2 separate regions of the Mus musculus genome follow, and region 1 is linked to region 2. Evidence: chromatin loops called from intact Hi-C (ENCODE). Cell type or tissue: gastrocnemius. All regions are shown on one strand. Links, peaks and the distances in the headings refer to the core of each region. The heading gives the core; the rest is flanking DNA.

Region 1 (10,686 bases), core at 3,285-8,284, 50 kb after region 2:
TACTGGCATATGCAATAGTGTCTGTGTTTGGTGACTGATTATGGGATGGATCCCCAGGTGGAGTAGTCTCTGGATGGCCCATCCTTTCATCTTAGCTCCAAATGCTTTCTTTTATAAGTTGCCTTATTTGTGACATTTTGGCACAGCAATAGAAAAGTAACTATGATGCAGACGATGAAAAAAACTAACTTATTGTAATTACAATAAATTCTGCAAAGGGTTCACAGTTGCCATTAGAGTATATAACAAGACAGATGTAACCTAGTCTAGAGACCAAAGAGGCCTTATAATTAAATTAACATATAAAGAAGAAAGCAAGGAAGAGAGGAGATTTACACCGAGATGAATCTCAAGGTAGGAAACAGGATGTTGCTTTTGAGGAACTGAAAAACAGCCTTTGAGGGTAGAAAGCAGAAGTGGATCAGACAGTGTTTATCACATCGACTTGACATCATATACTGATAGACTACACTTCTGAGGACAGTGCTGCTCTGGTCTTCAAATGGAGAATTTAAGAAAGTCACACACATTACAATGACAACAAATGTTCAGGATTCAAGTATATCCAGGCACCCAGAAGCAAAGCATAGTATTTTCAAAGTATTCAAAACAGGAAAAGTGTAATTCCCCCACAATTGATAGTTTGTTAATAAAGGAAATGAGATGTTTTTTTTTTGGTTCTATCCTTTCTGATTTGGCCTTAAGTTCCTATTACCAAGACCAGTAGAGTTTGGTACCCAGTCTTGTTTGTGTGGGAAGGGATGGAAGGATTGAGAGAGTATACTATCTACCATGTCCACAACAGTCTGATAGGAATCTGAATTCACTCACCTTTATTCCTTCCCATCTGGCTGGCTTTATAGAGTTTATTATATAAATGAATGCATGCTTGATGACAAGATGGTGATTTCTCTACAAAGTTAGGTCTTACATTTAAGTGCCTAAGTAAAAATTCTTTTTCTCATTTCCACAACCCTAAGTCACTGTTCAACTTAGTTTTCATAGAATAAATATCTAGTTAGTCATACAAGTGCCTTAATATTAAAAAAAATTGCTGTGAGGAATTATGAATATTTTTTTCTGTAAAAACTTTACTTCCTGGCATTCTTACTGCCAATTCTAAATCCCCTAGGGGGAAGAAAGCTTAGTTTGTTTCCAAGCCCAGAATGGTTTCACTGTAGGAATCCATAATATGTTCACTCGTTTTATTATGCCTTTGATCCATTTTCCCAATTTGGGGGTGAGGAAGCAATCACACACAAAGACTGTGATTTTAAAATGGAAAATAATTTTGAATTATAATACATTCTGCAGCTCACAAGTTGTTAACCACACAAGTGAGCAGTAGGACTCCACTGTAAGCATCTTAATATTTTATTCTCCTTTCAATATTTTTCTCCAGATTTGTTAAAATTTGAACTTATTTGTTATTCTCTCATACTTTACCCTCCAACTGCAGTTTCCCCTCCTTCCTTTCTTCCCAGTCCTTCTCCTCTACCTCCCCTCTCCCTGAGATTCACTTCTCTTCTGATTTTCTTCAACAAAGAACAGGCCTCCCAGGGATATCAACCAAACATGGCATAAACAAATTACAATAAGACTAGGCACAAACCTCTTCTTAAGGTTTGATGAGGCAACCCAGGAGGAGGAAAGGGACACAAGAGCAGGCAAAAGAGTCAGAGACAGCTCCTTATCCCACTGTTAGGAGTCCCACAAGAGCACCAAGACACACAACCATAGCATAGATGCAGAGGACCTAGGTCCAATCCATACAGATTCCCTGATTGTTGCTTCAATCTCTGTGAGCCCCTATGAGCCACGCTTATTTGATTCAGTGGACCATGTTGTCCTGGTGTTCTTGACCCCTCTGGTTCCCATATTCCTTCTCCTCTTCCATGAAGTTCTCCAACCTCCACCTAATGTTTGACTCTGGGTCTCTGCATCTGCTCCTATCAGTTGCTGGATGAAGTCTCTCTGATGGCTATTAAGTTAGGTTCTGGTCTACAAGTATAGCAAAATCATTTTGTTGACTTTAGGCTGGGATATCCAGCCTCTGGTTTCTGGTCCTCCAGGGAATGTCAAGCATGGGCTTCCTCTTGTGGTCTGGGTCACAAGCTAGGCCAGTCATTTGTTGGCCACTCCCACAAGCACATCTTTAGTGGTGCCACCTTTACTCAAGCCCATCTTGCAGACAAGACAAACAGGTTGAAGGTTCTGTGGCTGGATTTGTGTGGATTTCCAGTGGAAGCCTTGCCCGGTTACAGAGGGTTTTTGTTTTTTTGGGTTGTTGTTGTTGTTGTTTGGTTGGTTTTGTTTTTGTTTTTGTTTTTAAATTTCAAACTTTAATTCTTGTTGATGATTCAAACCTGGAAAGGTAGATTTAGACAGACTCAGGAGCAAAGTGAAAACTCATCATTCATTTACATAGGCTGAAAACCTAGAAAATAATATGCAAGGGAAGAAGATCAGGTAATTAGTTTAACTGCCTAAGGCTGAATACACAAAGGTGAGAGCTAATCCCAGGGAATGAAAGGAACAGTTGACTGCCCTGGCTGAATGGGAAAGGCCTCTGACTCAGCCTTCCAGGGCAACAACAGAGCCATGCAGACCAATAAGCTGACTAAGCATGTTCTGCACTGTGTTATACCTGTCCTCCATTCTCCCAGGAACTGGATCTCGTTACAGTTGAGCCCATTTTCTGGTCATACCTGGTTAAGTGTGCTAGGTCTATGGTAATTTTGTAGTACGTAGAGTTTAGTTGACAGTGTGTTCTTTTCATGCGATGTGTGGTTTTTTGTCGGTCTTGTTCCATATTTTCCAATTATGGATTTCTGGTGGTCTGAGCCAAGATGTTTTTTTCCTCTACTATTCTTATGCCTTCTGGTCTCCTACTCATCAGGAGCACAGGATGCAATGCTCAGTACCTATGCCCATGTTCAACTGTGCTATTTGGACTAGTTAACAATATCCATTATAAAGGACTTGTAGAACTAGAATAAAAGTATTCATTATTTTAAAATTGGAATATCAGTAGAACTGACCAATTCTTGACAATGGTTTGATGAAATTCAAACATATACTATTCCAGGGCACAGGTCAAATCTGCAGTGCAAGTGATTAGCTTTGAAGTATCTGGAATGATGGCCTGGAAAGAGTGATTGTGTGAAAGTGGTTTATTTGGGGTGTAATCCTAAAAAGCAAGAGAGAGCAAGACAGAGAAGAGAAAGACACTAGCGATTTCATTGGTGTTGAATGAAGGCTTTATTATGCTGAGAGGATATGAGAAGCATACAGGATGTCGTACTGGAGTTATTGAACTGAAGAAATGGAGGGTGGTCATCACATTGACTGGCTTCCTTTTTAAGAGCAGGTGCTTAAAGATCTCGTCTATTGGCTCCAGTCCTCTGTTGGCTACAGATCGTCCTAGGAGAATTCACTCTGCCTGTATGTGGTTCTTTTAGAGGCAGGGTTCTCTCAGAAGAAAGGAAAGATGCATGAGTTTGCCATGAACAAGCGCATGGGTTCTTTTACTTAAATAACAGAATTATAATGCCTGTACCTTGATATGGAATGTATTTAGTTCTCAGTGTCATTGCAAAACAACTCTTATCCCAAAAGCAAAAGGAGATATTTTACTCCTGAGCCAAACACGAGTGATCATGCCTGCTCTTGGAACATGGCTCTTTAAGATTGCCCAAATACCACATTTTAATGTGGAAACAGTTTTATAGTTATAGGGCAGGAAAAAAGTCATAAATAAAGGAATGTTTCAATCTGTGGATCATAACATCAGGTAGATGGGTTACAACACAGCGGGAAATTTCTGCTATAGGTTTCAGATGCTGTGTGATGGCAGCCTTGGCCTTTGCAGTGATAGAAGAGCTAGATTTGTTAATACAGTTCAAAAAGTTCCACATGATGGGGTATTAGGGCCAACAGAGAGAAGCTTAGTGAAGCAGTGAATAGCTATTAGTAAGACTGAAGAAATCTCTACATTATTTTGTTCTGGATCTGCAACATTTGGCTCTACAATTCCAGAATTCTGAGCTTTGTGGAATCTTTAAAATAGGTATGCCTTTTTCTCCTGAGAACCTTAGTTCATACTAGCTTTTAAGATGGGGTGTCACAATGTCAAATGAGGCAAATGACAAGTCACATCAACAATGCTGAGGAACTGGAAAATATGAACTGAAGAAGAAGTAGGGGCATCGACCCTGTTAACTGGAGATAAATCAAAAGGTTGTTTTGTTTTGTTTTCAAATGTTTAATTTTAGCCATTATAAAAATCTGGAGCAGGTTGAAAGGTATAAGTGACAAGAAATAATTTTTTAAAAAATGAAAATAAAAATTTTTATATTTATATTAAGACATTTTCTTTGACCTTAAAAGTGTGTAGGCAACACAGGACAATAGACAAAAATGTGAAAAGAAAATGAGTGTTAAGGACAATGGCCAAGTACCAGAAAAGCAGAACACACTGCTCAGCACTTTTCTTTCAATTTAATATTCATAGAGTTAGACTTGGAGGAATGTGAGATGTGTTTGGTCAACCACTTTATGTTCAGATTCATGTGTGTGGAAGTAAATTTGGTCCATCTGTTCTTAAATTATTTTTCTTGAACCGCTAACATTTTATTTAGCAAGAACTGATTTCCAAGGAGTCTTATGACACCCATGACCTTCTGCCAAGCTTGCTCCAAAGATCCGAAGCATGGCTGTGATGTGCTGAAATGTAAAGTAAGCAGGAAGACAGGCTAAAGCATTTGATTAACATACTACAATGTCTGAGCATTGGTAGGGGCACCCATATTTTTTATCACATACAAGGCCAGGTATGATATATAAATGATCCGTGTAGATGGCAGATGCCACATAGAAGCTTTGAGCATGTACCACATATTCAGAAAGAGAGTGCTGGCCCCAAGCAGATTCAGGTGTACTCTGGGGAATGACTCTCCATGTGGGTCAATAGTGAAGCTGCCAGTCTCCCTGGTGGGTACTCTTGTCCCTTTATGGGCCCAGCTCTTTTTTAGCCTTCCCTTAAACTGTGTGGTTATGCAAGCAGGTTTCCCACCAAGCCCTTTTTTTTCTACCTCTCATCCTTTGTCTTAGCTCTATCTTCTCATTCTGTCTTCCTCTTGGCTTTCAGTCCTGGGCATGGCTGTTTCTGGATTTTCTCCACTTCTATAATCAACAATCACCTCAAACCCAACAATTTTATGAAAACTCAAAATCGGATCCAGATACTGGATGTGATCTTTAAGCTCTGTCTTTTGTTGCTGGTCCCTGTATCCCCACCCATCCAGTCAGTAGGCAAAGCTTGGCGGTTCTTCCTCATAAATGTTTCTCCAGCCTGGTTCAGTGATTCATCACGGGTTCATCACCCATTGCCTGAGTACTGCCATCATATCCTAACTGGATGGCTTCTGCGGGCCAGTGACCATCTACTTCTTATGATAATTTCTTAAAAGAGAATTCTGATCATTGATTTTTTTTCCCTCTGCATCTATCTTCTTTCCTTTCCTTCATCCTCTTTCTCTGTCTCCTTTTGGAGAATCACCAAAAATCTTTTTGGGGTAATCTACCAATATAGCAATATTAACCATTTTCTCATGCTGTACTTTAGGGTTTTTTTTTTTAGAGTCATTTAATCTACACAATTGAAACTTTGTACACTTTGTCCTGCCTCTTCTTCATAAATCTTAAAAGCATCATGCTACCTATGAGGTATCTTTTCTCTGTTTTCATGTGTATATGGAGGGTATGTATGTGTGTGGTCACATACATGTAGGTGTGCATATAGATTCTATTTATGAGTTGTAGCCCCCAAAATTGTTCATCAATTCAAATTTAGAAATAGAGATTAGAAGTTTAACCTGGAAATTCATGACAAGAAATAAAATGTATAATAAATAAAAAGTATTTGTGAATTTGCTTGTATGTTATCTTCTCTAGAAATGGAAAGTGATTACGCTTTATGAAGATCTCAAGGAAGGTTCAGTAAGTCACTGGCAGTGTTGGCAACCTGTTGGGGAAAAGAGGAAGCCTTTCTCTGGCCTAGAAACAGAAATCATTATCCAAATGCACTGTCCCATGTCTCATAGGGAAAGCGGGTGTTTGCCAAGTGCCACCATCTCCATCCCCAATGCTGGCCTGCTCAGTCACTTTCACTCACAGCCAGCCAGTGGACTTCATTTGGGAATTCTGTTAAAAATAAATAGTGCTGTGCTATTTTAAGTAAAAGGCAGATAAAATGGTAATGATTCAAAATGTCTAAAACCACAATTACTCAAATTATGACTATTTGGAAGAAAATATAGCTAAAAATGACACAAAATGCAGTATTGAATGATGTTGAATTCTTATTTATAACTACTCCATTGATTTTTCTACATTTCCCAGAACATCAGACATCAGAGAATTGTCTTTATATTGATATATTACATTAATGTAAAAATCTATATTTTATCATTGATTCTCTCAGTCTATATTTCCAAAGGAAGTTTTTTGTTTGTTTTGTTTTGTTTTGTTTTGTTTTGCGTTTTTTGTGAATTATCATGTTGCAGTTTAAATTGCTACCAACTCAAAGAAAATTATTTTCCTGGAAGAAATGTGGCAAATTCAAACTAATAGTTGCAAAACCAAAACCAACCAACCAAACAAAAACAACAACAACAATAATAATAAATAATAAGGGCCTTAAAGCCCAATGAGATAGAAGATGCAGCAGCCCTTAGGTCCTCCAGTAACTTGAGTGTGGGAGGATATCTAATCCTTAATAAGAGAAGCTAAACTCATAAAAGTCAGGAAGGCTCATGCAAACCTGTTCTGGGGACTTCAGAGACTCCACCTTTTCTGATCTCTGCTCATCTGCTGGAAAGCAGCCACAGAACCTGAGACAGGTGAGCAGGAAGATAATTTGGAGTCATAAGACAACAGTGCTTGAGTGATCTACATCATCTCGAGGGTTTTCTTTGCCGTTTTCTTCTCATTGGTACTGACAGTCTATACAGTACACCTTGGTCTTATTGGGTGGTCCTTAAAATGAGTGATTTTATAGAAGGCTCTGGGGAAATTTGATTTGGTAATGAGATATCTATGATTAAAAATTGGGGGGGGGGGCAAAGCTGGAAGTGGCACTGAAGAGAAAATATGACCGAGTGACTCTTGGCACAGCAGGCTGGAGCTGGGCTTTGCGGTTTATTTTCTCTACATCTCCTTCCCACTGCACATAAATTCACTGCTTTGGTGGTTTCAATTTGTACCCCAGTTGCAAAAAAAAAAAAAAAACCCCAAAAAACCAAAAACGTCTGAGAGCATAGAACATAGAAGAACCCACTGCCTGGTGGCTCAATTCGATGCCCCGAATAACAGGCCTCCAGGAAGGCGGGGCAGGCTTCCAGTCAAAGAGCTAATGACTAAAGCTGGCATTAGGAAGGGAGAGATTTGAGGAAGCTAGTATGAGAGGGGTCACCATAGTTGCCTAAAGAGAGCCCTACTCCACCTAGCCTACTGTGAAGAAGTATCTAGCAGTCAGTTCAGTCCTTTGCATCTTATAATAAATGCAGAGTAGATGTATCCAGGATGCCAAGCATGATTATTCTAAACCACGGTACCAGGACCACAAGGCTGATGACAAACCTAACCACTTCATGTGTGCTCAGCAATGCAACACTGTCCCTATTTGCACTTGGTTGATTCCTATTTAGTACTGGAATCTCACTGTGCTGATCTATCCTGAACTTTCATCCTGAACTTGTAGACGCAAAGCCTTCTGTGGAATCCCTGGTTGTCTCTGTTTTGTATTGTTTAGTCATATGGGTTTAATGGATCATAAGAGCACTAGATGTATTCCTGAGGTCTTTAGAAGGATGTCTCATCTTCAAATGTGTGAAAGGAAATAGAGAATCAGCTAAAGGGCAGCGGTTTAGATTTCTCTGCCATTTTCAGCGATCTGGTGTTAAATTCCTTTAGAGACTGCCAAACATAGCACCAGTCTCCTTGTAATTAAGCCTTTAGGGCACACGTACACATAGACACTCACACAGACACAGACACAGACACACACATATACACACGCATGCACGCACATACACACACACATAGACAAGCATGCATGCACATACACATATAAAACTGTAAGTTGTTTTTTGAAGTGGTACTCATATAAAATAAAACTAATTTTTAGTCATCTTAGCAAAGATCAAAAAATGAGAAGCTAGTGAAAATAGTCAAGGATTTTGGGCATATCCAAGTTTGTTTCTAGCTTGGGTAACTCCACTTCCTAGACAGAAGAATTGGACATAAAACTGAAAGATGTCTTCAGCATTATTACTAGAACTGTGCAAATGAATTTACAGCACACTTTTCTAATCACTAATAATTCAGGAACATATCATCATATTCACAATTCAGAAAGAAATTAGCATATAGAATGAGTGTGAAACATCTTGTGGTCCAGACCATGGATGTGTGAGATCCTCCCCATCGTGTGTGTGTGTGTGTGTGTGTGTGTGTGTGTGTGTGTGTGTGTGTATTGTTTTTCTTAGTTATTCCCTGTCTTATATTGTAAGACTGCCTTTCCCAATGAACCGGGTTAGCTAGGGATCCGCCTATTTCTGCCTCCTTAGTGCTAGGTTACAGACATGCTCTGCTGTGCCCAGCACCCTTGCCTGGGTGCTGAGGATCTGAACTGAACTCAGGTCCTGTTGCTTAGTAACATGCATGTTACACCTGCACCATCTCCTCAATCCTCTCCCATTTCTAGACCAGTGGTTATTAACAGAGGGCTCACAACCCCTTTGGGACCCAGATGATCCTTTCATAGGGGTCACTTATCACATATCCTGCATTTTGGATATTTACATTATGATTCACAACAGTAGCAAAATCAAAATATGAAGTAGTATCAAAATAATTTTATAAATTTATTTTGACCCAAACATAGAATTATATACACAATTATGTATACATATTGTATAGCACATTTATACTATAGAGTGTACATATAACTAAATAGCACATGAGTTTAGGGATCTTCACTGACAAACATAAAAATAATCAGTCAAGAAATTATTATATTCATTCTTTTTAAATCTACATGACTTCTATCATTTACTTCAAGCTTTGTTATTAAAGTATGCAGATTGTACCTTGAAGAATATTCTTGCCTTAGAAGACACTTATACAATGTTACTTAACTATAAATATTACTTGCACACAGGAGCAGGATTACTGACTAGCAGGATAGCTAACTAGAACATCCCCACATCCATTACCATGATGTAAATTTAGACATTCATAACATTTGGGGCTATAAGGGTGTAAGTGTGGTAATCTAGACTGATGACTAATTTATTTCATAAGCTCATGAGATTTGGCATAATTATAAATATTACACATGTTCTTCTATTTTGTGAAAATCTTAAATCATCTACTATAGAATTATAATTTTAATGATACATTTGCTAGAAGTCAATGGTATTAAGTGACTGTGTTTCACAGAAATGTTAGCAATTTAAATAAAAGCTTTAGATTTTATTTCCACTCAGTCTCTCATTTCAGGAATTCATTTTATCATTTTTTAAGGCTCAATTTTAAAGGATTGACTCATGATAGATGATAACACAAGTGGATATCAGTGTAACAGGAAGAAAATAATACTGGAAAAATATGAGTTTTCTTCCTCCTGCTAGGGGAGGAGTGTTTGTCTCTGTTCTCTCTCTCTCTCTCTCTCTCTCTCTCTCTCTCTCTCTCTCTCTCTCTCTCTCTGTGTGTCACTGTCTCTGTCTCACTCTCTGTCTCTCTACCCACCTGTCTCTCTCTGTGTCTCTGTCTCTGTCTTTGTTTTGTCTCTCAGTCTCTGTCTTTGTTTCTGTCTCTCCGTGTCCCTGTCTCTCTCTGTGTCTCTTGCCTTTGTTTCTGTCTCTCTGTCTCTCTGTGCCTCTGTCTCATGTCTTTCTGTCTGTCTCAGTCTGTCTCTGTCTTTTTTCTCTGTCTCTCTCTCTGTCTCTCTCTGTCTCTGTTTTTCTCTGTCTCCCCCACACTGTAGTGTATGTGTATCCCTATCATTGTGAGTTATGCTTAGATAACACAAAGGGAATGCTGTGTCAAGTGACTGTCACTGTTATCTGCTGGTCCTATTATCACACACACACACACACACACACACACATACACACACACTGGTGGTGGTTTTCACGAAGTTCAGCCATATTTTAATGAATTCTGCCTACCTGGGTTATGGTTAGTCATGCTAACTTCTCTCATGCCACCTGATGGTATAATTAATATGGAACCTGACTCCGGTTTAGTGACGTGACATGCCCCTATTTCCAGCAGCATTTCACATCTTGAGGATAGGAAATTAAGTAGCCTATTAGGATTGGCGTATCTATTCCAGTTCCTTAGTAGTCATCCATGGCAGCTTGTCCTTTGCTGCCTGTCTTGTCCTGGATATGTGTGTAGGAGGGATTTTTTTCCCAGTGTAAGTAAAAATTGTGCATTCTTGATACCAGGCTGCAAGTCTTTCTTTCACGCAGGAAGTCACTCTTTGCACAGATACTCTGAAAGTTCCAGCTGCTCTGCCTACTTCTGGATTCCAGAGACACATGGAACCAGTTCCTCACTTATTCCTTTGCGCTTTTGTTTGTTACTTTTAATTTTTCCGGTCCCTAGAGTTGTTTT
Region 2 (10,686 bases), core at 3,356-8,355:
AGGTGTAGAGCAGAAAACCTAATATCCTCTGGCCTCAGTGAGCAAATAGGCACAGACCTATGCAACTACATACAGTCACATACACTGTGAATTCATATTCTACACTCACAAAACACACATAGACACACATAAACATAGACAATATGAGCAGAGAGATACATATGCACACAAACACACAGGCACAAATAAACCTGTACATATACATACACACAAACACAGGCATACATATACACATAAATAGACACAGATATACATAGAGACACACAAAGACACATACACATGCAAACACACAGGCACATATACACACATGTGAGCACACACATACAAACATACAAAAAAATAAAATAATGATCTCTAGTTCTAGCATGCTCGCCTTGGCACCCCTCATATATTGTACAGGATTTGGCTTGTCTAGTCTGTGCATGTTTTGTGTTTATGAATTTTTTTGGTTTTCCTCATTTTCTTTGCATTACAGTTTTTTTTTGCTAATTTTGATTACCATCCACTGAATATACTATTTATCATGTAAAATGTCAATTTAAGACTATGTTAGACACCACAAGTAAACTGAAATTGTGAGCTATAGAGTTGAAGTATATTATTTTTGAAATTTCCATGTGAAATATTACATAATTTTATGTTTATTCGCATTCTCTGTAATTATTTCTGAAGCCCATGCTGCCAGCTGTTCATATTGTTAAATGTTAAAATAGATAGTGAGGGGGAAAGAGGCAGAGAAAGGAAAGCCTTCTGTGGCACCAGCATGCTTTCCAACTGTGAGCTCCCATCCAGCAAGCTCTCAATGCATGGAGCCATCTGGGTTTCATCAAGGAGATGGAGAAAGTCTCCTGTTCTCCACCACCTCACGATGATTGCAAGTCCCTTTGATCTATTAAATCATAATACATTCATCTCACTGTCCATAAAGAGAATTGATGAATATTCATCGTTCCACAGTTAGTTCTCAATGAAGTTCATCAAGTTGAATTTTATTTTAAGCAAAACTCTTTCTGTCTTGGGGATGGAGCACTCTCTGTATACACTGTCCTAGTATGAACTTGGCGGGGAGAACAGTGAGTGAATGATGCCCGTGAGGTCAGAACAAGCACAGATATAGACTGTTCAAGAACTTTAGAACTCTTTGTGGTAACTTGATCCAACCCAAAAACCAGAGGTAACAGTAGTTAGTGCTCTTATTACAATCAACTTTGCCTGCTTTTTAGTTTCTTATGAATAGATCATACAAGATGTGTTGGTTTGAGTGAGAATGGCCTCCATTGACTAGGTTTTTTAATTTTGTTTTGTTTTGTTTTTCGAGACAGAGATGTATACAGATGTATACAGATGAGACAGAGATGTATACAGAGATGTATGCAGAGATGTATACAGATGTATACAGAGATGTATAGACCAGGCTGGCCTCGAACTCAGAAATCCGCCTTCCTCTGCCTCCTGAGTGCTGAGATTAATGGTGTGCGCCACCACGGCCGGCTTCATTGACTCGCATATTTGAATATTTTGTCACCAATTAGTGGACTGTTCGGGAAAGATCATGAGGTGTGTCCTTGTTGGAGTGGGTATAGCCTTGTTGGACAACGTGTGTCATTGGGAATGAACTTTGAGTTTTCAAAAGTCCACACGAGGTCCAATTTCTTTCTGTCTGTCTGCTGCCTGTGGATCAGGATATAAAGCTCTGAGCTACTGCTCCAGTGCCATGCTTGTCTGCCATAATTCTCATTGATTAACCCTCTGAAACTATAAACACACCCTCGATTAAATGCTTTCTTTTGTAAGAGTTGCCTTGGTCATGAAATATCCTCATATCAACTGAACAGTAACTAAGACAATATATATTCTTCTTGTTTTGGGTATTTAGTAATAAACCATGCTCCCCCCCCCCACTCCCCGCTCGTAAATATTCCTTTACAGTTGTTTCACAAGTTTATTGCTGATAAACATTTGTCCTGTTTCCAGTTTTGTGCTGTGATGAGAAATGTTAAATTCCTTGTGAGGGTGGGGGTGGGGCAAACATACCTGATAGTAGAATTGGTTATTTTACATGTTATTCAGGTGTTGTCTTATAGCTTCCTCAAGTAATAGTAACATTTTAGCTCCCACTAGCATTAAAGAATTTCAGTATTCTATAACCTTCATTATTATTCCATATTATTAATGAAATGATTAGGTTTGTTTCTTAAATTACATGTGAATTCAACACTCAGAAAACTTTTGTTAGAAACTTCCCTTAAATCTAGAACTCTCTCTCTTCTCCCCCTCTCTCTCTTCCCTCTCTCTCTTCTCCCTCTCTCTCTTCTCCCTCTCTCTCTTCTCCCTCTCTCTCTTTTCCCTCTCTCTCTTCTCCCTCTCTCCTCTCTGCTCTCTCTCTCTCTCTCTTTCCCTACACACACACACACACACACACACAAGGAGATCTAACTAACTTTTATTTATTCTACTGATCAATTTTACTTTTACTTTTAAGCCACCTGGATCCAAAGCAAAAGAATCTCTCTTGCATTTTGTACTCTTACTCGTCAAGAATTGTTCTGGAAAACTCAAACTTTAGTAGTATGCAACTTAGTACTATGGAATTATATATGCCCATTAAGATTTTTATTAGGTTAACTAGTCCCAAGAGCTCTTTTGGAGCTTGCACATGGGGAGTAGGGGTTGGATATAGCTATTCAGATGCCATCAACTGAAAACTACTCGTCTCCTATAGTGGAAACACAATCTCTACTACTGAGTGCTCAGTTTGGGAAGGAATATGCATAGAACTGGAATGGAGAAGGGACCTTCACCTAGCAAGTGAGATCAGCTATCCATTCTGGCCATGGGAGCCGTGCGGGGAGCCTCGCCGATGTTATAGCTGGATCATGATAGTCTTGCCATAGCACTTTCTGGTTCCAATTTAAGACTGGGGTGGCCTGACAAAAGTATATGGAAATATTTTAATATACATAAATGTAAAGAATAAGAACGGATCATTTTAGTGTCTACTGGGGGGGGGGGGAAGAAACCACATTTTAGGTTAAATATAGAATTTTAAAAATAGGTATAATTTTTCTATAGACCTAATAACAGGCAGGATGGAACAGACTGTTACTCAAGGACCTGTAATTTAAGAACGATTTGAGCAGTGTGCCCGTCTTTCCAAACCAATTTGATTATGCGGTATATTATTTAACTAGTCTGATTTTTATCTTTTAAAGGCTTTGGGTTTCTTGGTAGTAAGTTTATTATGGTTTTGATTTATGGAGTCATAATTAGAAGCCATCATTTGAGGCTCCAAAAATCTAAATGAAAATTAGCTTTATAATGGCAAATTTATTCAACTACATGATTTTTGGGGGGGGGGGGTAACTTTTCTCCTTATAAAGACTTTTGAAAAATAAAAGATTAATATTGCCCTAAAAATCTGTATATAACTAACAAGAAACATTTAACCGGAGTTTTTATCTGGCGAATCTTTTAGTATCATTTAATGCCTTATCAGAGATTTATAGACATAGCAATAAAGTAAGTCACAGGGAAATTGTGGTTGAAATAAAGAAGGAACTAAGGACTACAGGACAAAATGTACACACAGAGCTACTCATAAATTGCAGGGAAGGAATATAAAGGACAGTCCTTTTCAAAGTTCACCAAGGCCCAGTCACACCCGTTTCAGGACAAGCACAAACCATGCATGGCCCCTGTCTGGAGGCACCAGGTGGCTCGATTGATTTCCAATTTTTCATTCAGATCATGTAATTAAGATGAAGAAGAAAAAAAAAAGGTCCTGATAATTTTACAGGAGACATTCTTTCCTCCAAGTAGGAGAGCTGAGGTTCAGCAAGGCATCAGGATCAACCTTCACATCATCCAAAAAGATCTTCAGCTACCGCATCCCTCATTCGTTCCAAACTCTCAGCATCCACCCCTCTCCTAAAATGTTTCCATTGATGGTTTCCATTAACAGAAAAGTCAAACCTATCTCTCCCTTGATTCCTTCTTTATGATTTTTTTTTTTTAGTTTTGTGTTTCTATTTCCACTCTCTCCATTTGCTGAATCAGACAATGGGGAGTTATAGAACTACTGTGTTCTTATGGAGGACATGTACACTGATATAAATTTGTGAGAATTAACAACAAGATAATGCTAGCCTTCTGTCTGTCCTATTGGACTTTCAAAACCTGTTGAGATGAATTACTATGATAAAAATATTTTAGTACTACACACCCACACCCACCCACCCACACCCACATGCACGCAATCATGCATGCACGCACGCATGCACGCACGCACGCACGCACGCACGCACGCAATGTCCAAGCTTGTACTGAAGACAAGGAATCAGTGGTTCCCCTTTTCGTTCCCTCCTTGTTGTTCTAAGACAGCTCAGGCTCTTAGGCTCTACTTCCTGTTTCTCCAGACCCTGCCCACACGAGGGACTTCCCAAGGGAAAGAAATACATTGTCTAAAAGCTGTGTGTGTGTGTGTGTGAATATATATGCCATGTGTATATAAATTATATGTAATAAGAAAGAGCTCAGCAGAACAAAATTTTTGATGTATAATAATGGAAGCTAAGTTGTAGATAGAACCATCTTTTTTTGGAGGAGTTAGAAAAGAGAATTGTAGGAGAAGTTGCTATTTTGTCAAACCTGCCTTTCTCAAAAGAAGCAGTGAAGAACAACAGCGCATAATGATGAAGACAGGAGAAGACCCTCGCCGCAACGCTCTGGACCTCACTTGATACCTAGTTCAGGAACATTTGGCGGCAGCAGGGGTTGCCTAGGATAAACCCTAGAGGATTGTTTAATATACATGGGAGATTCCTTCCCTTGGAGAGTCCCTCGTGTGTGGGCAGGGTCTGGAGAGTCAGGAAGGGGAGCATGAGCCGTCATCAAACAGCAAAGAGGGAACTCAAATAGGGAAGCACTGCTTCCCCCTGTTCTCAGGACAAGATCGGACAGCTTTGAAATGGGGTTGACTTAACAACTGACATACAACCAGGAGGGCCTGCGATCCAGACCCTAAATAAAGTTATTTGTGTGAAAAGTTTCCTCAACTTGATCCTGCTCCTAAATACCCAAGGACAGCCTCTATTTTCAAACATGTATATTCACTTAGTAAGAGAGTAGAATCTATCTGATGAGATCTATTCTAATGATATTGCGTGAGGAGCATGCTCAGTGTAAGTATAAATAGCAATCTCAAACCACAAGGTTACTGAAAAAGTTCAGGATGAAATGAGTCATCTAAAATATTGGGAAAATCCAAAGTGTTTTAGAAGCTTGAATAGAAAACTGCCACCCACATCCATACACACCCTAGCGTAATTTGAGAATGTTAAGGGAAAATACACTGAATGTTTCTCAGGAGATCAGACCTTTCATGACAGCTTTCTCTGAAATGAAATCAGTAGTCCTAGATTTTATTTAGCAGTAGAGAATTATCAAAGTTCAAAAAACAAAAATTCTGAAACTTGTAGCATTTCATTCAATCGAACTAACTCATGTAGAAGGGCAAAAAACATTCTAGAAATGCACAGGCTTAAGAGAGTTTACTAGCCATGAGCCATTACTAAAAGCTTATGAAATGGTACATTTTGGTGGACAGACTGAATCCAAGACAAAGTATTCTATTGAAACAATAGTGGCTATGTAGAAAGAGGTGATGTTGTCATGACAGACGAGTAATCAGTACAAGGACATGCTTAGCATCTTACTTTCTTGGGATTGGATGTAAACATCCATGTATATCCATCAATAACAGTAAATATTAATAATTAGTTTCATGTGTATATGTTCATATATGTGGGTGCACACGTGTGTGGGTACCTGTGTGTACATGTATGCATAGTCATGAAGAGGTGAGAGGCCAATCACCTTGGTTTTTATTCTATCTTTAGTTTGAGACTGGGTTACTCAGTGGTCTGAAATTTTGCCAAATATGCTAGATTATCTTACCATTGATTTCCAAGGGTCCATCTTCACCTGCCCTTATCACCAACACTCGGATCACAAGTGGGCGCCACTGGGCACAGCCTTTTCTGTGGTGTCTGGGCATCCAGACTCAGGCTTTTATGTTTGAGAGGCAAGTGCTCTACTGCCTAAGCCTTTGCTCCTGCCCCCAAATTACTTTTCAACTGGGAAAAACAAAAACTAAAACATGTATGAGCACACTCCTGTGAAAGCTTAGAAGACGACTTAACAAACTACTTGGAGAATTCCGAGATGACAGCATAGGAGAAGGAGCCGCTGAGCACAGAACTAAAAGAAGAGGTGGCTGTTGCATTGGACGAGAGGGATGGAAGGATTCTCCAAACAAAGAACTGATGTCTAAAGACTATAGCATTGCGAAAGGCCTTTGGTTACTCAAAGTAAAGTTCAGTAGTGACTGAGGAGCACATGGTTTGTGAAACGCCTAGAAAATAACATTTTATTTTTATTTTCTCCAAAGTACCAAGGAAGAATGTCAGTTGATTTTCTTATCACGTTTTCTTAAGTACCCACACCTATCATCACTTTCACCTCATGACTCATTCTTGGAAAATAAGGCTCAGCACATTCTGGCCTGTCAGAAGTTTCACAGTCTTTCTACTGAGAGACTGCCTTGCTTCCAAGAACCTCATGCATATATTGCATAAGAGGACAATGAGTCATATGTTAATTTATCTGCTTTAAAACTAGGTGATTGGAAAACCATAAAAAAGGGATGAATATTTTAAAATATCTTAAAGCAGAAACTCTGAGATGACACTAGGGATCTTGACAACACATGGCTGGGAGATAAATCAAGAAGCACTTGTGACTTATTGCCCAGACCAGAATCCTGACAAGCCAACTAGATGAGAAACAGGCAAATGTCCTCAGACATCCAATACAGGTTTCATGTTCTTACGAAGAAGGCAGCTGCTTTTGCTAGAAGTGACTCATGCTAATCAGTAAATTATTCTACTTCTTAATGCTCCATTACTTAAGATCATGTGTGGACGTGAAGAAGCCTAGGCACTGCATGGAAATGCAGACAATCTGCTCCAGCAGAGCTCCTATTTCAGAGTCTACTCAGAGCCAGAGACTGCTGAATTACAACATGAAACCAAATAGTGTAAACCATGTTTTAGTCATTTGACATTAATTTCAGAATTTTCAGATGCATTTAATATTTCCTTTTTTGGATTAATCGATATCCCATCATTGCTAGCAATGTTCCTTTTTTATTAATGAAGTTAGTTCTTTAACAATTTTATGGCTGTATATCATGCATTCTAGACAGTATTCTGGTCCTACCCTTTCTTATCTCCCTTCTAGCCCCAACCTGTGGCTTTCTTGACTTTTGGTATGGTTTTGTGATTATAAAAGTGCTCATGTGTTTAAGTAAAGTTGCAAACGGGAGGACAAACACTTTACAAGGCAGTTGTGCATGTAAATGAACTGGGTAAGGCAAAAGAACCCTTTATAATGATATTTTTTTAAATGCATACAAGTACCATATGGACTGGGAAAATCATATTTAGGTATATGTGTATATACGTATATATGTGTATATATGTATGTATATATATAAATTGTCAATAAAAGAAAGGTCATGAATTTGAAATAGAGCAAAGGGAGCTGCATGGGAGGGGTTTGGGAGGAAAGGGAGGGGAAATTGATGTCATTGAAATCTTAAAAATAGCCAGGCATGGTTTTAATCCCAGCACTCGGGAGGCAGAGGCAGGTGGATTTCTGAGTTCGAGGCCAGCCTGGTCTACAAAGTGAGTTCCAGGACAGCCAGAGCTATACAGAGAAACCCTGTCTCAAAAAAAATCTTAAAAATAAAAAGTTACTATTAAAAAAGACAAAGTGATGGATGTTTGTATCAATTGGAAGTTAACAATTTTCTGAGTTATATAGAAAACAAGTTATCTTTTTATTGACAAAGTAGGCCTTTCTACGCCAATAAGGGCACAGAAACAATTCTCTACTTTATACAGAGATGGCCTAATAAAAAATAATTTCTCTAAAAGGTAAACATATATGCAGTATAAATATAGTGTTCATCTGATGAATCACATGAATGACATCAGGGTTGAATTTAATATTTAGGGTAATAGATGTATGTAGCAACAATTAAATAAAAGAGGCCAGGAATTTTAAAGAGAACAGGAGAGTACATGGGAGGGTTAGGAGGGACAAAAAAATTAGTAAAACAATGTAATTATATTATGATTTCAAAAATACAAGCAACATTGTACACATTGTACATTCCCCCCCTCAAAGTGACATGTATTTTAAAAATTCTTCACTTTATTAGGAGTACAGTATTTTCTTGTCTTATTTAATCATTTAAAACAGTCTTGTCTAAGGAAAGATCCAGAAATGCTTTTACAGATACCTGCAAAAAATTAACCAAAGTGCTTAAAAGTCTGTCAAAGTTTTGATAGTTATCATATTGTGTCAGACGTCAATCACATGGTGTAACAGGTCAATGACTATAAATGACTTACAAAACTGCTTTGACAAGTCTTGTGTGTAGTGGTGGAGGCCATTTGTTTCTTTATGGGGTTTGATGGGATTTTTTAAAGAACTATCTGGAGATAATATACTAGCTGAAGGAGTAACTCACTGTCCATTTGTTTTTTCCAACAACGTTTTGTCTACCATCTAATTTTGAAAGATATTTAAAAGGTAAGGCTGAGAACAACTTTAGGAGACCATGTCACTGAATTCTCCTTTATTAGTGTTGCTATCATACGGCTCACTGTCCTGAAGTCATTAGTGATGTATGATGTTATTGTCAGGGTATCTTCTGAGTAGAGTGGAAGTTGCTTAAGGATAACTTCATCTTCTAACTACTTTGATTCCCTTGTCTTTGATTCTGTTTTAATTTTGTAAATTATATAGTTGCATACATAACAAAAGTAGAAACCATGTGTTGAACTTCCTATCAGATCTTAGAAAAGTACCAAAGCACTAAATGAATTTTAAAAATGGCTATTTAGAAGGAAACCACAAGCTTGCTGGTCTGCTCTGACAAGAATGCATGGGCAGTCTGTAACATGCACCCAGTGCATGAGCCTCTCTGTTAGGCCTTCCTTGCTGTGATAGATTGAACCCTGAAAACCATGAGCTAAATATAGATTTTTTTCTCTTTTAAGTTATTTCTATTTGGTATCATGGTCATAGCAATACAAAAGGAACTGATGTAAAATACTAGTGCCATAGATGTGGAGGACATTGCTCTGATCAAACCAAGCAATGTAGCTCTTTCTTGTGGAAGAAATCTAAGAGAGCTTGGGTTTGCAGGCTAGAGAAATCTGAGAAGGCTGTGAACAGGGTTGAATGTCTGATTCTGATGGATCTCAAGAGAAGACAATGCTTACAGAAATGGAAGCAATTAAAGACAGACTAATGATCTTTCAAATGGGGGAACTCTATCTTGGTGTAGATCTTAAACGTTCATGCCAGAGTTTGTCAAATAATTTGTTTATGCACTGTGCATATCCTAAAATTGTGACTGAGCCAGAAATAAGAAGGAATGGATTGATAATTTGTCAGAAGATTTAAGACAGCTAAACTCTCAGGCTGTGGAATTGATATAGCTGGCTGCTTTGGGCCAGATATGCAGTGATAATCAGGGACAAAAGTGGAGCAGAGATTGATAAATATTGCTGTTTATGTGGAAAATGAGCACAGGTGGGTTCAGCACTGTGGCCAAAGGACTGCAGTTGTCATAGAGGCTGTTGCTGTTAAAAAGCCCCAAGTTATTTTCATTGCAACAATAAAAAAATAAAAAATAAAAAAAAGGCTTTGATGGAATTTCAGGAAATGAGAAGCCATCACTCGTTGCAGGCTACAGGATTCAAAGCTTCAAGTTCATCTAAAAGACTGGCCTATGAGGAGACTACCTGAAGGAGGTATTTTTCCATGTTTAACCACACAGGCACTTAGAAGCTGCTACAGTATTCGTTCACAAGACCCCATCTACTGACTAAGCTGGAATCAATCGTGTGCATTGTTCATGAGATACCCAATTTGCATGCATGTGAAACAACACAAGAGTCATGGAGTCATAGAGTCTAGTACAAAGATTCCAAAGAGCATCCTGGGAAGCCAGATAATGTGTAGCAGAAATGGATTCCCTGTGTGGTTCTCCTGACTAAAGTAAAACATAAAACCACAATTACCAGTGAAGTGTCAGAAAGAAACCCCAGGATGATAGAGATGCTGGGAAAATGTAAACTGCCAGAAAAAAAAAGCACTAAATGGGCACATCTCAAGAGAGACTATGTTGTCTGAAAACAGTAAGACCAATGGGGTGAGGACTCCAAATTTGTTAAAACTCAGAGGATGTCACCATGTCCTCCAAAATACTGGTCATAGAGCTACTGGATTTAATGTTTGTATTGTACAAATTTGATCTTACTTTGTTTCTAGTCTTCATTTTTATGCTTTTATTTCTTCCTTGTGGACTGGAACTGTATCTACAGTAGCATTGTATATTTAAAATACACAACTTTTTATTTTATAGGAGCTCATATTTGCCTTGAGTCTCAAATGAGGGTTGGACCTGGGGAGTTTTCAACGTTGTGGAAATGCTAAGATATGGTGACTAGTCAAGTCAGACTTTAGGTATTTCATATTAAGTTGGCCATGAACAATCGGGGTCTAGCAATGAAATGTTATAGTCAGAATCTGAATGCTCTCCATGCCTAT

The links. Hi-C counts contacts between places; a loop is a spot of excess contacts. Peaks named below come from ENCODE experiments on the same cell type or tissue, not always from the same donor. Only the 100,000 strongest peaks of a DNase experiment are listed, where the experiment ranks them.
Region 1: a loop joins it to region 2, with 2.2 times the contacts of the local background. A loop is called at or near these places in 1 of 42 quality-filtered maps.

What each region holds. Positions count from the first base shown.
Region 1 is chr2:79,741,755-79,752,440 of GRCm38, forward strand. All of the region lies in intron 2 of Ppp1r1c (protein phosphatase 1, regulatory inhibitor subunit 1C), which reads left to right. Among named protein-coding and RNA genes, the nearest start is that of Ppp1r1c, 39 kb to the left of the region's middle. In gastrocnemius, for the core only: no CTCF peak of the experiment used is centred there; a DNase peak (open chromatin) is centred at 6,116; H3K27ac peaks cover 340 bases.
Region 2 is chr2:79,691,794-79,702,479 of GRCm38, forward strand. No RefSeq gene overlaps it. Among named protein-coding and RNA genes, the nearest start is that of Ppp1r1c, 11 kb to the right of the region's middle. In gastrocnemius, for the core only: no CTCF peak of the experiment used is centred there; no DNase peak of the experiment used is centred there; H3K27ac peaks cover 1,567 bases.